Regions from separate parts of the Mus musculus genome. Here region 2 is linked to region 1. A link is a contact called in ENCODE POLR2A ChIA-PET data. All regions are on one chromosome and are shown on one strand. Each heading gives the region's core, a stretch centred on a gene start or an enhancer-like site at or near the end of the contact. The rest is flanking DNA. Distances are from core to core; before and after follow the strand shown. Region 1 holds the start of Hdgfl2 (HDGF like 2). Region 2 holds the start of Ranbp3 (RAN binding protein 3).

What was found. ChIA-PET counts read pairs that join two places held with the same protein, here RNA polymerase II (POLR2A).
Region 2: POLR2A ChIA-PET joins it to region 1 with 11 read pairs in embryonic stem cell. The contact joins the promoter of Ranbp3 here to the promoter of Hdgfl2 in region 1. POLR2A ChIA-PET finds 5 or more read pairs at or near these places in 2 of 5 experiments (Patski and embryonic stem cell).

The regions. Positions count from the first base shown.
Region 1 is chr17:56,076,606-56,083,063 of GRCm38, forward strand. It overlaps Hdgfl2 (HDGF like 2), which reads left to right and starts at 3,026. Exons shown (of 16, transcript NM_008233.4): 1 at 3,026-3,221; 2 at 5,495-5,571; 3 at 5,672-5,810. The coding sequence starts at 3,150. It also overlaps a transcript of Ubxn6 not described here.
Region 2 is chr17:56,670,667-56,677,124 of GRCm38, forward strand. It overlaps Ranbp3 (RAN binding protein 3), which reads left to right and starts at 2,559. Exons shown (of 17, transcript NM_001252466.1): 1 at 2,559-2,745. The coding sequence starts at 2,724.

The sequences.
Region 1 (6,458 bases), core at 1,776-4,275:
CTGGTGAGATGGCTCAGTGGGTAAAGAGCACTGACTGCTCTTCCAAAGGTCCTGAGTTCAAATCCCCCGGCAACCACATGGTGGCTCACAACCATCCGTAATGAGATCTGATGCCCTCTTTTGGAATGTCTGAAGACAGCTACAGTGTACTTACATATAATAAATAAATCTTTTAAATAAATAAAATGTTCCAAGACATGGTATTTTAGTCCTTTGGCGGGGGGCGGGGGGGAGCCAGTCACTGGTGGCACATTCCTTTAAATCCCAGCACTCAGGAGGCAGAGGCAGGCAGAACCTGGTCTATAGATTGAGTTCCAGTTTCTTGAGAAAGAAAAGACAGAGAGAGAGAGAGAAAGAAAGAAAGAAAGAAAGAAAGAAAGAAAGAAAGAAAGAAAAAGATAGATTGTGGGGTTTTTTGTTTGTTTGTTTTTGTTTGTTTGTTTTTTAATTTGTAGACTTGCGTTTTACTATGGAGACCAAAATGGCCTTGAACTCACAGAGATCTACCTGTCCCTACCTCCTGAGTACTGAGATCATAGGTGTACACCACCAAGTTCCCCACTATATATGTCAGCGGGAAGGCAGCCAGAGAACCAAGAAGGAGCTTTATTCCTTTGAGACAGGGTCTCTCCCTGAACCTAGAGCTAGGCAGGACACAAACCCTAGCCAGCCATCCTTCATCTCTACCTCCCAGAATTCTGGGCAATTCTCATGCTTCCCTCCTGAATACTGGGAGGACAGGCTTAAGTGAGCCAGTTCTCTGTCAATTTTTTAGGTCCTGAGACGTCCCTACAGCCTAGACATGCCACCTTTATTAGTTTTCCTTTGAGATCATACATAGATTAAAAAAAAACCCACAAGAATACAAACAGTTCTTTATGTGTGAGTCCACATAAAGTGGAAGCTCCAGGAACCCCAAGGACCAGACACAGTCCAAGATACGGAAGTCACGTGCTGGTGAGACGGCTCAGTGGGGTAGGAGCACTTGACTGCTCTCCCGAAGGTCCTGAATTCAAATCCCAGCAACCACATGGTGGCTCACAACCACCCGTAATGAGATCTGATGCCCTCTTCTGGCATGTTTGAACACAGCTACAGTGTACTTATGTATAATAATAAATCTTTAAAAAAAAACTTTAAAAAGATAGGGAAGTCACTAACCCTTCCTGGCCCCATTGGACATGGTTCATTATGGACCCTATTTTACAGCTAGGGAAATTGAGACACTTGGTATCCAATGTATTTTTTACTCAGCATGGAATAGTTTGTGACATTAAGTACAGTAGGTAATCAACACTGTCAATAAGAGAAATAAGCATCATGGGAATGGGGCTTAGAGAAAAGCTCATCTTCTCTAGCATGCAAAACACCCAGATTCCATCCCCACCACCACATAAGCCTTTGGGAAATAAAGTCAGGAGATCAAAAGTTCAAATTTAGCCTTGGGTACATAGCTATTCAGAAAGTAGTCTGGGCTAAGACCCAGTCATAAAAATAAACAACTACTAAGATCAGTATACATTTAAGTAAAGTAAATATGGCTAGTGAAATGGCTCATCGAGTGAATTACTTTCCCCGTAAGCCTCAGGTGAAAAAAAAATGAGTGGTGGGCTCCACAAAGCTGTCCTCTGATTTCTACACACGCTGTAGCATGTGCGTGCATGCCCACACATAGCACGCAGATTTGTTTTGTTTTGTTTTGTTTTTGTTTTTCGAGGCAGGGTTTCTCTGTATAGCCTTGGCTGTCCTGGAACTCACTCTGTAGACCGGGCTGGCTTCGAACTCAGAAATCTGCCTGCCTCTGCCTCCCAAGTGCTGGGATTAAAGGCGTGAGCCACCACTGCCCGGCAGCACACAGATTTTTAAGGCAGGGCACGGTGGCACACATGTTTGATCCAGAGCTGGGGAGACAGAGGCAAGAGTACATCTGTGAGTTCGAAGCCAGTCTGGTCTATATAAGGAGTTGTCCCCACCCCCCACTCACCAGTGAGGACAGCAGAGTGAGACCCTGTCTCCAAATAAAATTAAGAATAATTAAAATGGCTGGGCAGTGATGGCGCACGCCTTTAATCCCAGCACTTGGGAGGCAGAGGCAGGCGGATTTCTGAGGTCCAGGCCAGCCTGGTCCACAGAGTGAGTTCCAGGACAGCCAGGGCTACACAGAGAAACCCTGTCTCAAAAAAACAACAACAAAAAGAATAATTAAAATGCAAAATGTCAAAGTATAAAGGTGCTGTAAGTATAAAGTGAAAATATGTAATGTATTATAGACAACAAAAAAAGAAAAAAATTTTAAATAATGAAAGTAAACAAGTGAGCTCTGTCCCGCCCCCTTCTCAGCCCTGACCTTTCTTGATCACCGCCCCTTCCTCTGCCAACTCCTGGCGGGAGTTTGCTGAGTTCTGTGGAACTTGTCTTCATGTCCAGCCATTGGTCGAGCTATAGCCAATGGGCTTCATAGTTGCACTGATGCCCTTTTGGAAGGCTGTCGTTAATCCGTCTTCTACGCTGATTGGTTGTTTATATTTCGTCTGGCCGAGTCCAAAGGCCTGTTCAGTACTGTTATGTATGTTCCGGCCTCGCTAGGCCCCGCCCCATCACTGCTTGTCATTAGTTTCAGTCTTCCTTTCACCCACAGGCCACTGCCTCATGCAGCTCTTAAGCCACGCCCCTGTCAAGCCCCTGTCCGTTTTGCGTCTAATTCGTCTAATGCCCTTCACCCCGCCCCACATCCTGACTGCGAGCCACGCCCCTGAGCGATCCCCAACCTAAGCCCCGCCCATCATTCCTCTCTAGGCTCCACCCAGTAGCCGCTTAAACCTTTCGTCTTTTACCTCCGACACCCTCCGCCCCACCCACTGGCTCCTAGTCCACGCCCTTGGCTTCTGCTCCGTTATCCAATCCCGTTAACTAGCTCTGATCCAACCCCTCCCTTTATTGGCCCGCGCGCGTCTCTGTGGTCATGAGCGACGGCGACGGCGGCCCCTAGCCAAGGGAGGGCGGGACTTCCGGTCGTGCTGAACCCAATAAGTAGACGCCGGCCGGCGGCCCGTGCGGACGCCTCCGCCCCTCAGGCGTCCGACTCCCGCCTCTGACTTCGCCTCTCACCGCCGTTGCTGCTTCCCGCGGCCTGGGCCTCCGCCGACAGCATGCCGCACGCCTTCAAGCCCGGGGACTTGGTGTTTGCCAAGATGAAGGGCTACCCGCACTGGCCGGCCCGGGTGAGGCCGCGCGTGGAGTGGACGGGCCCGGCGGAGTTGGCGGCCCCGAGCAGAGGGGCCGCGGGCGGGCGGGCGGGCGGGCGCGCGCGGGGAGGCTGGAATGGAGGCTGAGGAGAGGTTGGGGCTGCTGGCTCAGGTGACTGCACTGTGGTTTTCTGGAGTTGAGGAATCTCCTTCCTCCGGGACCACAGTGCCTGGGGTCTGGTGCGTCTTCGGGGAGGTCCCTGGTCTGAGGGACTTGTGTTCCGCTGTTCCGGATCCTGGCTCTGACCCGTGGTCCTTTGGAATTGAGGTGTGGCAATGTTTTGGTCTGAGTAACCTGCATGGTGAGGTCCTGAGTCTCAGAGACCCACAGTCCTGCAGAGAACGGCCGTGGTGCTAGCCTTGACCTCCTCCGGAACCTGTGTCACTTGGTTTGGTGTCCAGGGCCTGAGAGACCAATGTACCAGAGGTCAGAAATGCGTTTAGGGGATCCCAGGGTCGTGGAGCCTGAGGGATGTAGTGGGGCTCAAAGGGTACATGGGCACGTTGGGATTGGAGTGGAAGGGTCAAATGATGGGAAGAGTCTCTTCCAGAGAGGCTGCGCGTGATGGATGGGGGAGCGGGATACAGCGGAAGGAAAGGGACCTTATCTCTATGACCTAAATGAGGGCAAGGGTTGGAAGAAAGCTTTTCTGGGGACCTGGAGTCCGGCCCTTAAAGGGATTCAGTGGGCTGTATGTAGCTTACCTGAGAACAGGCAGCTTCAAGCTGGAGGTAGGAGGCTTTGAGGTTTCCTGTTTGAGAAAGCTGGAGTCAAGCAGTGTAGATTTTTAGAGCCTGGGTGCGCAGGTGGTAGAATTCTGGCCCTGGCAAAAATTGGCACATACACGGAGACCCAAAGGCTTCTGCTGCCCCCAGGACTTGGGACAGAGATCACTCCAGGGCTGAAGTTAGCTGCATCCATGTGTCAGGACTGAAGGAATTTTTGTTGTGCAGATGGTGGCTAGCGTTGCAAGTCCTGGTGCACATGTTCAGTTGCATAGAAACAGAGTTTTGTTGCCTCTAGGTCTTAGTACAGAGGCTAGATTGGCTGTGTCTGCATGGGGGTGGGAATGGAAGACCATACGGCAGGGAGTTACCATGGGGATGCCAAAGAGCAAGCTCAACAGGAACCAGCCCAGGAGGTAACTCCTAGAGGTCAGGACCAGAGGGCCCCATAAGTTCCTGAGGTGTGGGACCGTTGGGAGAAGCAGCCTGGCAGGGCTCGGCAGGGCAGGTTTGAGGATGCTTCTGCATCTGGTATCCTGCATCCAGCCACCAGGGACCAGAGTTTGAGGAGCAGGCTAGGGAGGATCCAGCCATCCCCCGGCGTTGATGAGGTGGGTGGCTAAACACTGGGAAATCCCACTGTGAGTGGGGTGACTGGGGAGCAAAACTTTACATTGGCCACTGCCCTCACTAGTCTACCTCTGCTCTCTATGAAGCTCTTGTCCCTTCCCCCTTCCCAGCCTTCTCCAGCACTGAGAGAACAGTTCCAAGCACCTGATTGGAGGGGAAGGGGCTACTAGCATCCTGTGGGAAGGTGACTGACAGCTGCTGGAACCCATGGGCTTTCACAAAGAGGGTGGGACTTCCGGGTTGCTCTGGGCCTGGCTCCTTCAGCACTCCACCTCATTCCCCCAAATCTCCATCCCTGTTGCTGCCAGATTTACCTCTGGGACAAGAACAGACTGGGCCTTTTTTCCAGGAGGGGCAGTCATTGGCTAGTCCCGGGAGTGGGGAGAAGCTGAACCTAGGCCCACCCCAGGGGCTTCAGGGGACTATACTGGACCTGGCTCGGCCTAAGTACCTGTATGGGGGCCCAGCTTTCTTCTTGGTGGAAAGATAATCACTGTGGGTAGCAGACAGGTTAGTAGGATGCACATAAGTGTGCAGGTTTCATAGCCAGGCATGGTTGTACTTACCTTCAATCCCAATCCCCATTGCTGAGGAGACAGAGACAAGTACCAGGCCACCTTTGTCTACATAGTTTGAGGACAGCCAGGCTACATAGTGAGACTGTCTAAAAGGAAAAACATTAATTCCAAATTAAGGGGCTAAGGAGATAATGTATAGCTTAGTGGACCTGAGTTCAGATCTCTAGACTTGTGTTTGGAAGGTGCTGTGTCTTCCCATGGTGTGCCTCCCCCCACCCCAAACCCCCCTAAGTAACTGGATGGTAACTGGGTCTGGATAAAGCTGCCTCTTGGCCTACACCTGAAGCCCTCTGACCAGCCTGCCTCACACTACAGATTGATGACATTGCTGATGGTGCCGTGAAGCCCCCACCCAACAAATACCCCATCTTCTTCTTTGGAACGCATGAAACGTAAGTGTCCCCTCCAGGTTTTCAGTGTTCACCCACAGACTGGCTTTTTTCCCAGGGTGACCTGGCTCACCTGGAACTGGCCTATGGTTCTTACCTCCAGGGCCTTCCTGGGACCCAAGGACCTGTTCCCCTATGATAAGTGCAAGGACAAGTACGGAAAGCCCAACAAGAGGAAAGGCTTCAATGAGGGGCTCTGGGAGATCCAGAACAACCCCCATGCCAGCTACAGTGCGCCTCCGGTGAGTGCCTGGGAACAAGTGGGCAGTGGAGCATCTATAGGCTCCCAGGAGCAGGGGCTTCCTCAGAAACTTCCAGGATGGTTTCTCAGTACTGTAGATCGGATCTTTCTTTGGGGTGTATTGCTGGGCTTTACAGAATGCTTAGCAGAGTCGTAGGTCTGCTTACTCCACTCCAGGGACACCCCAGGTCATTTTACCACATGTGTGTATAGATATCACCCAGTGCCCACTAGGTGGGGACCACCATCTAAAGATGAGCCTGGATTCTGAACAGGGTGTTGCAAGTCTGGAAGATGCCTCTCAAAAGTGAAAGGCTTGCTATACTAGCACCCTCCTCTGTCTGGGACTCTCAGCTGAGGATTGGGTATAGTAAGCAGTTGTTTGTGAATGTGAGAACTCCTGGTCAGAGAGAAGAAATAATGCCAAGAGCCTGTCTGGAAATTTCTGGGGAGAGAAGAAATTTAGAAAAGTTGAAGAGAGGGGCTGGTGAGACTCAGCAGATGCTTGCCCTCCATTCCTGATGACGTGAACACCTTCCCCAGTACTCACATGGTGGGAAGGGAGCTGTCTCCTGTATGTTACTCTCTGGCCTCCCTCCACACACGCCCACACTAAACAAATATAATTTCTAAAGTTTAAAATTAGAAA
Region 2 (6,458 bases), core at 1,309-3,808, 590 kb after region 1:
TAAAAATTTTATTATTTTATTCCATGTGGATGTCTGTGTGTCTGTACGCGGGTTTGTGCATGTAAACACAGTTCTTAGGGAGGCCACGAGAGGCCATCACAACCCTGGGAGCTGGGCTTACAGGATCTTGTGCATTGCCTGATGTGGGTGCTGGGGAGAGAACTCGGGATCTCTGCAAGAGCAACCAGTGTGCAGAACCCTTGAGCTGTATAATAACCTGTTTCCTTGTTCAGTTTACAAAGATCTTTCTGTTATGGCTTGGGGCAGTGGTTCTCACATGGTTCCCCCATTTGAGGGTCACACATCAACTATTTACCTTATGATTCAGAATCGTGGAAAACTTACAGTTATGAGGTAGCAAGGAAATGCTTTTATGGCTGGGGATCACCACACCATGAGGAGCTGTACTAAAAGGTTGCACTATTACGAAGTTTGAGGTCCACTAGTTTAACAAGTTTAGGAGTTTATTGGTTTCTTTTGTTTGTTTGAAATAGGGTCTTACTCTGTAGATCAGGTTGGACTCCATCTCACAGAGATGCACCTGCCCCTCCCTCCTGGGTGCTGGTATTAAGTTCTGTGATAACATAGAGACACTGAGTCACTGTGCAAGGCTCATACAGCACTCAGGAAAACATCATAGTGATGGAAGGTCACAGGGTCAGACAGGGAGGTCCACAGGGGAAAAGGGGACTGAGAAGACCTGGAGCAATGGCTTGACTGGTAAAGCATTTGGACAGGAGTTCAAATCCCAGCACCCACGTGAGAAGCCAGGATGGCTAGGAGGGCCTGTGACCCTAGCCCAGTGTAGCTCCAGGTTGAGTGAGGGAGGCTGTCTGAAGTGAATAAAGCAGACACATAGAGCAGGATCCCCAACCCCCCTACTTCTTCATGTACACTTGCTGTGCACATACATCCACACTCACCACATACACCAGGGAGACAGAAGGTTGCGTTGTATGCACACATTCATGTTCCCAGGAGTTGGAAGCTGAGGCAGGGGGATTACTGAAAACTCCAGACCAGCCTGAGCTATGTAATGACACTCTCTTTCAAAACTAAAAACCAAAAACCAAAACCAAAACCATTGAACCTGGGTATGATGGTGACATATGTTAGCCTAACTTTCTGGCTGTGCCGGCAGGAGGATCAGAAGTACATGGGCACCCTCATCTACAAAGCCATTTCGAGGGCAGTCTGGGCTACATAAAATACTCAAAACTGGGGGTGGGGGGGGAGAAAGAAAGTGTGAGTGAGCTCTTTTTTTTTTTTTTTTTTTTTCGAGACAGGGTTTCTCTGTGTAGCCCTGGCTGTCCTGGAACTCACTCTGTAGACCAGGCTGGCCTCGAACTCAGAGATCTGCCTGCCTCTGCCTCCCAAGTGCTGGGATTAAAGGCATGTGCCACCACGCCCGGCAAGAGTGAGTTCTATATCTGTGGCCCCAGCACTTGGGAAGATGAGGCAGGAGAATTTTGAGTTCAAGACCAGACTGGACTACACTGTGACAGTGTCTCCCTATCTCACAGATCTATAGGAGTATACCCAGATTTAAAATACGTAGTAGCTGCTTTCAGGTGTCTTGTCAGTATGCAAAGGTGAATATAGGTTTGGTTTTCCATTCTCCCTTCCTTTCTTTCTTCCTTACTTCTTCTTCTTCTTCTTCTTCTCTCTCTCTCTCTCTCTCTCTCTCTCTCTCTCTCTCTCTCTCTCTCTCTCTCTTTCTTTCTTTTTTCCAGACAGGGTTTCTCTGTATAGCCCTGGCTGTCCTGGAACTCACTCTGTAGACCAGACTGCCCTCGAACTCAGAAATCCGCCTGCCTCTGCCTCCCGAGTGCTGGGATTAAAGGCGTACGCCACCACGCCTGGCCTGAGTTCTTAGCACCCACATAGTTGGCTTAGACCGGTCACCCACAGTCCAGTTCCAGGATAGCCTTTCCTTTTTTAGCCTTTTGTAGGCACTGCACACACATAGCACTCATACACAAATACATCTTTTCTTATTACTTATTGTTTGTTTGTTTTCAAGACATAGTCTGTGTAGCCCTGGACCAGGCTGCTCTCAAACGGAGATCCTCTTGCGTCTGCCTGAGTGCTGGGATTAAAGGCGTGCGCACCAATGCCAAGTCTAATGCCCAGAGAGGTTAAGAGTCTAGTTTTATTAGGACATCCTGTGTTTGAAATCTAGGGTGACCTCTGACTTTGCCTCTTCCTCAACCACCCCAAATAGCCATAGGAAAGCTGTGTGAAAGGGCCTGGCTTCTGATTCAGGGACATGGGCCACTCCTTCCTGTACGCGGAATCGCTAAAAAGCCTACCTAGGCTCACGCCAGAGAAACAAACAGAGAAAGTGGCGGGATGGCAGTCAGGACAGCAAGCAGCGGCACGTCTCTCCTGCGCATGCGTGGGGCTCGGCCATCCTCCTCCCCCCCCCCCACCTCCTTAACATGCTGCCAATGCTAGGAGCTCAGGACCAATAGCAAACTGGCGCTGCCTGTGCGCATGCGTGCCACGCTAGCCACACCCTCTTCCCTTTGCGGGCGGGAAGAGGCGGGCGGAGAGCCGTTACTGCGCAGGCGCGCGGCCGGAGCTCTAGCGGGTGCGAGCTTCCCTCCTCCTCACACCGGCGCTGGCTTATGGGATGCGCAGGCGCAGAACTCTCCCAGCAGAAAGCCCTCGGAGCCCGGGGGCCGGGCGCGGGGCCTTGTGGGAGGGCTTAAGGAAGTAAAATGGCGGACCTGGCGAACGAAGGTAGGGGAGGCGCCGCCGGGGGCCAGCTGGCGGCAGGCGGGCGCGGGGCGGGAAGTCAAGGGAGCCCCAGAGTCGAAGGGCGAGCGCTTCAGGTTGTGGGAGTTCGGCCTCACCCGGTCTGGGCACCCAGCGGGCCCCCCTACCGTGGAGTCTGGTCCCCGGCCGGGTTCCTCGCGGCAGCCCCGGCTTCTGCCTCCTCCCGACCTCGAGGCTCCTCGGCCGCGCCGCGACCGCCTCCCACCCCCCACCCCCACCCCACGCCTTCCGGCCTCGCAGGCCGCCCGGGGAGCCCAACGGGCCTTGAGACGCGGCTCCGCGGCCTCGAACGAGGCGGGCGAGACCTCCGAGCCTGCTCGCGGGCCCAGCCCGCCACGCTCCCTTCCCCGCTTCCCTCGCCTGGGGCCTGGGCCTCCTTCCCCGGCATAGCCTCAGGCTCAGGTCCGGCTCTCCTTCATCCCGCGAAGGTGCTCGGCCACCCCGACCTGTAGCTTACACCCCGAGGTCTGCTTAAACCCGGACCGGGCGCCCCTATTCCCGCCACAGGGCTCCAGGTCCTTTGAGGTGCACTTGATGCCCCCCATTTAGGCCTGGCCATCTGATCTTGAAACTCCTAACTGCTTCTTCACATCCCGTTTTTATTTTTGACACCGTGAAACCTCCCCTCTGGAGTCGACATCCCATTTAAGGGGTTTGAATATGGTAGGACTACCCAGTTGTTGCAGAACCTGCACGTCTCTTCCTACCAGTCTTCAGAGTCCTTTGGAGTGCAGCTTACATCCCCTGATTTAGGCTTGGCCACCTGATCTGTATTTCCTAATTCAGTGGTTCTCAATCTTCTTAATGCCGTGACCCTTAAATATAGTTCCTCATTGTGGTGACCCCAACCATAAAATTATTTTTGTTACTTCTTCATAACTAGCTTTGCTACTGTTATGAATGGTAATGTAAATGTTTCTGGATTTCCTATTTAGACATTTGCCAAAGGGGTGGCAACCCACAGGTTGAGCACTGATATACTAATTGCTTCCACACCCCCTTTTGCCCCGTGGCCCTGACTCCCTGAGCACTCTGGGATGTAACACTTTCTCAGTCAGCCTGATGCTTGACACCCAGTGGTGGCCCCTTCGGGGCTCCTCCAGGGTTCAGTTTGGGGACTTCAGGGTCTGTTTTTTTTGTTTTTTGTTTTTTAGATTTATTTATTTTTATTTATCTAAGTACACTGGAGCTGTCTTCAGACACATACCAGAAGAGTACATAGGATCCCATTACAGTAGTTGTGAGCCACCATGTGGTTGCTAGGAATTGAACTCAGGACCCCTGAAAGAGCAGTCAGTACTCTTAACTGCTTAGCCATCTCTCTAGCCCCCAGAGGTCTATTTTCAGCCCTGTCCTTTTTCCTTAACAACTACAGTCAGGCTGTTAGCAGGGACGTGGTACTTCACTATGCACTATGCAGTGACATGTAGTCTGAGGCTTCTGTAGAACACCCAGGGACATGGGGTCCTTCAGAGAGTACACTGGGAGGGACTGGGCATTGGGAGGTATTTACACTCCATCCAGGCCTTGAAGGGTAGATGCAGGTAAGTCAGTTACTAGAGGCAGGTCAGGAAGCAGAGCTGTGTGAACCTGCATAGTCTGGGTAAGCCGCCCCGCCCCCCCCCCCCCCTTACCTATTTTACACAAGCCATTGAGGATGGAGGCAGTAGAGGGAGCCAGGGAAGTAGAGATTGATGTGATGTGCTTTGTGGGTTGGTTGGTTTGTTTGTTTGTTTTTCAAGACAGGGTTTCTCTGTGTAGCCCTGGCTGTCCCAGAACTCACTTTGTAGACCAGGCTGACCTTGAACTCAGAAATCTGCCTGCCTCTGCCTCCCAAGTGCTGGGATTGAAGGCGTACACCACTACTGCGTGGCATGGGTGTGTTTTAAACACAGACTCCTTTTAAAAATTAGGGGATTTTAGTTGGTTTGACAGAGTCTCATATAGCCCAGGTTGCTCTCAGGTTCACAGCTCTAGCCTTGAAGTCCTGACCCTGCGGACTCTACCTCCCAAGTGCTGGGATGACTGGAATATACAGAACATGGGGCTCGTGCCATGGAGGTCTCCTTTATAGTGGGTAATATCCTGTGTAGAACAGAATCCCATCCCAGAAAGTCACCCAGACCTCAACCTGTTATGGTTGTCAATGGGAATTTTTCTCTTACCCCAAGACTTTGAAGTGCTTAGGAGTCCTCTTCTGTGCCTGCCTCCACTGCCTCCAAGGAGGCCTCTTTCCCTTCTGCCTCTTTTCATCCAGCACCTTAATCAGAAGCTAGAGTAGCTTCTACACAGACCCTTCCTCCTGACTGCTCTGCTCTGACCTGCCTTCCTCTTCCTTGCTGGGCTCCTGGATGTCCTCTGTCTGGAGTGCCCCCCTCCCTGGTGGTCTGTTCTTAATGATACTTTACTCATGAGGAATTCCCAGACTGCCTGTTTTTTTGGTGGCCACCTTTCCTATCGCCTCTGCCCTGCTTTATTTCTTGACTTCAGCTGTCAGCCAACTAAGCCATGCTCTGCTGGTGCAGAAGCACTGCTAAGGCAGGAGTTTCTCCTTCTCTATCACTAGTAGGCTCCTGCTTTTGGAGCAGTGCTTGATACAGAGGCCATCCAAGAGCTCTTCCATGGAAAAGGAAGGTTTTGTTGGTGGAAGGAGTTTGTTGATCAGGACTGACTGGGAGTGAGAGTACACTTTGCCTTGGAGTACAGTTTGCACGTTGTCACCTGGGGCTCGGTCGTCTTGTGGCGCCCATACATTGTTCACTGTCAATACACACTGCTTGTAAAGTGAAGATGGAGAATGTTTGGTTTTGAAGTTTGTGGCTAGGAAGGTCTGTGCCTGCCTGCTGTCTATCCTCTGACATTACTTCTGTCACAGTCTTCTCAGGAGGTGAAGTGTTTGTGCCTTACATCCATCATTTCTGAATCAGTCATTTTGTGTTTCCAGAATACCCCATCTCTTGAGCATGTTCCTAGCATGGTGTTTGATATCTTGTCGCCTTTGTAAAGTAGGTGTGTAGTGTTGGTTTTTCTTTTGAGTAAGGGTGTCATATAATCCAGGCTGACCTTGAATTTGCTGTCTAGCAGAGGAAGGTCTTGAACTCCTGATCCTTCTGCCTCTACTTTCCCAGTGTTTGTTTTTGGTTTTTGTATTGTTTTTGTTTTTTTGAGACAGGATTTTTCTTTGTAGCCCCGGCTGTCCTGGAACTCACTCTGTAGACCAGGCTGGCCTTGAACTCAGAAATCCCCCTGTCTCTGCCTCCCAAGTGCTGGGATTAAAGGCGTGCGCCACCACTGCCCGCCTACTTTCCCAGTGTTAGGATGACAAGTGTTTGACTGAAGTGATGCTGGGAATGGAGCCCTGGGCTTTTCGTACTGGACTAGTGCTCAGCATTTAAGCATCAGCCCTGTTCCTTGTGTGTTTTGAAGCTTTGAAACTTACCCTGTAGTTATGAGCTCTCTTGGGCTGTGGCTCATGTCTTTCCAGGCCCAGATCCCAAGTCCCTGTCTTCATTTCATATCTTCCTGTCCTGGGCTCTCTCCCATCTCAGGCATTCTCAGGTAGTAGCTGTCTGACATGACTGGGCATTCAGAGTCATCTTCCTCCTCCCCCAGCTCCCAGCCCGCTTCAGTGCTTGATTTCTATCCAGTGTGGTGCAAGGTTGCCCATATCTGGAGAT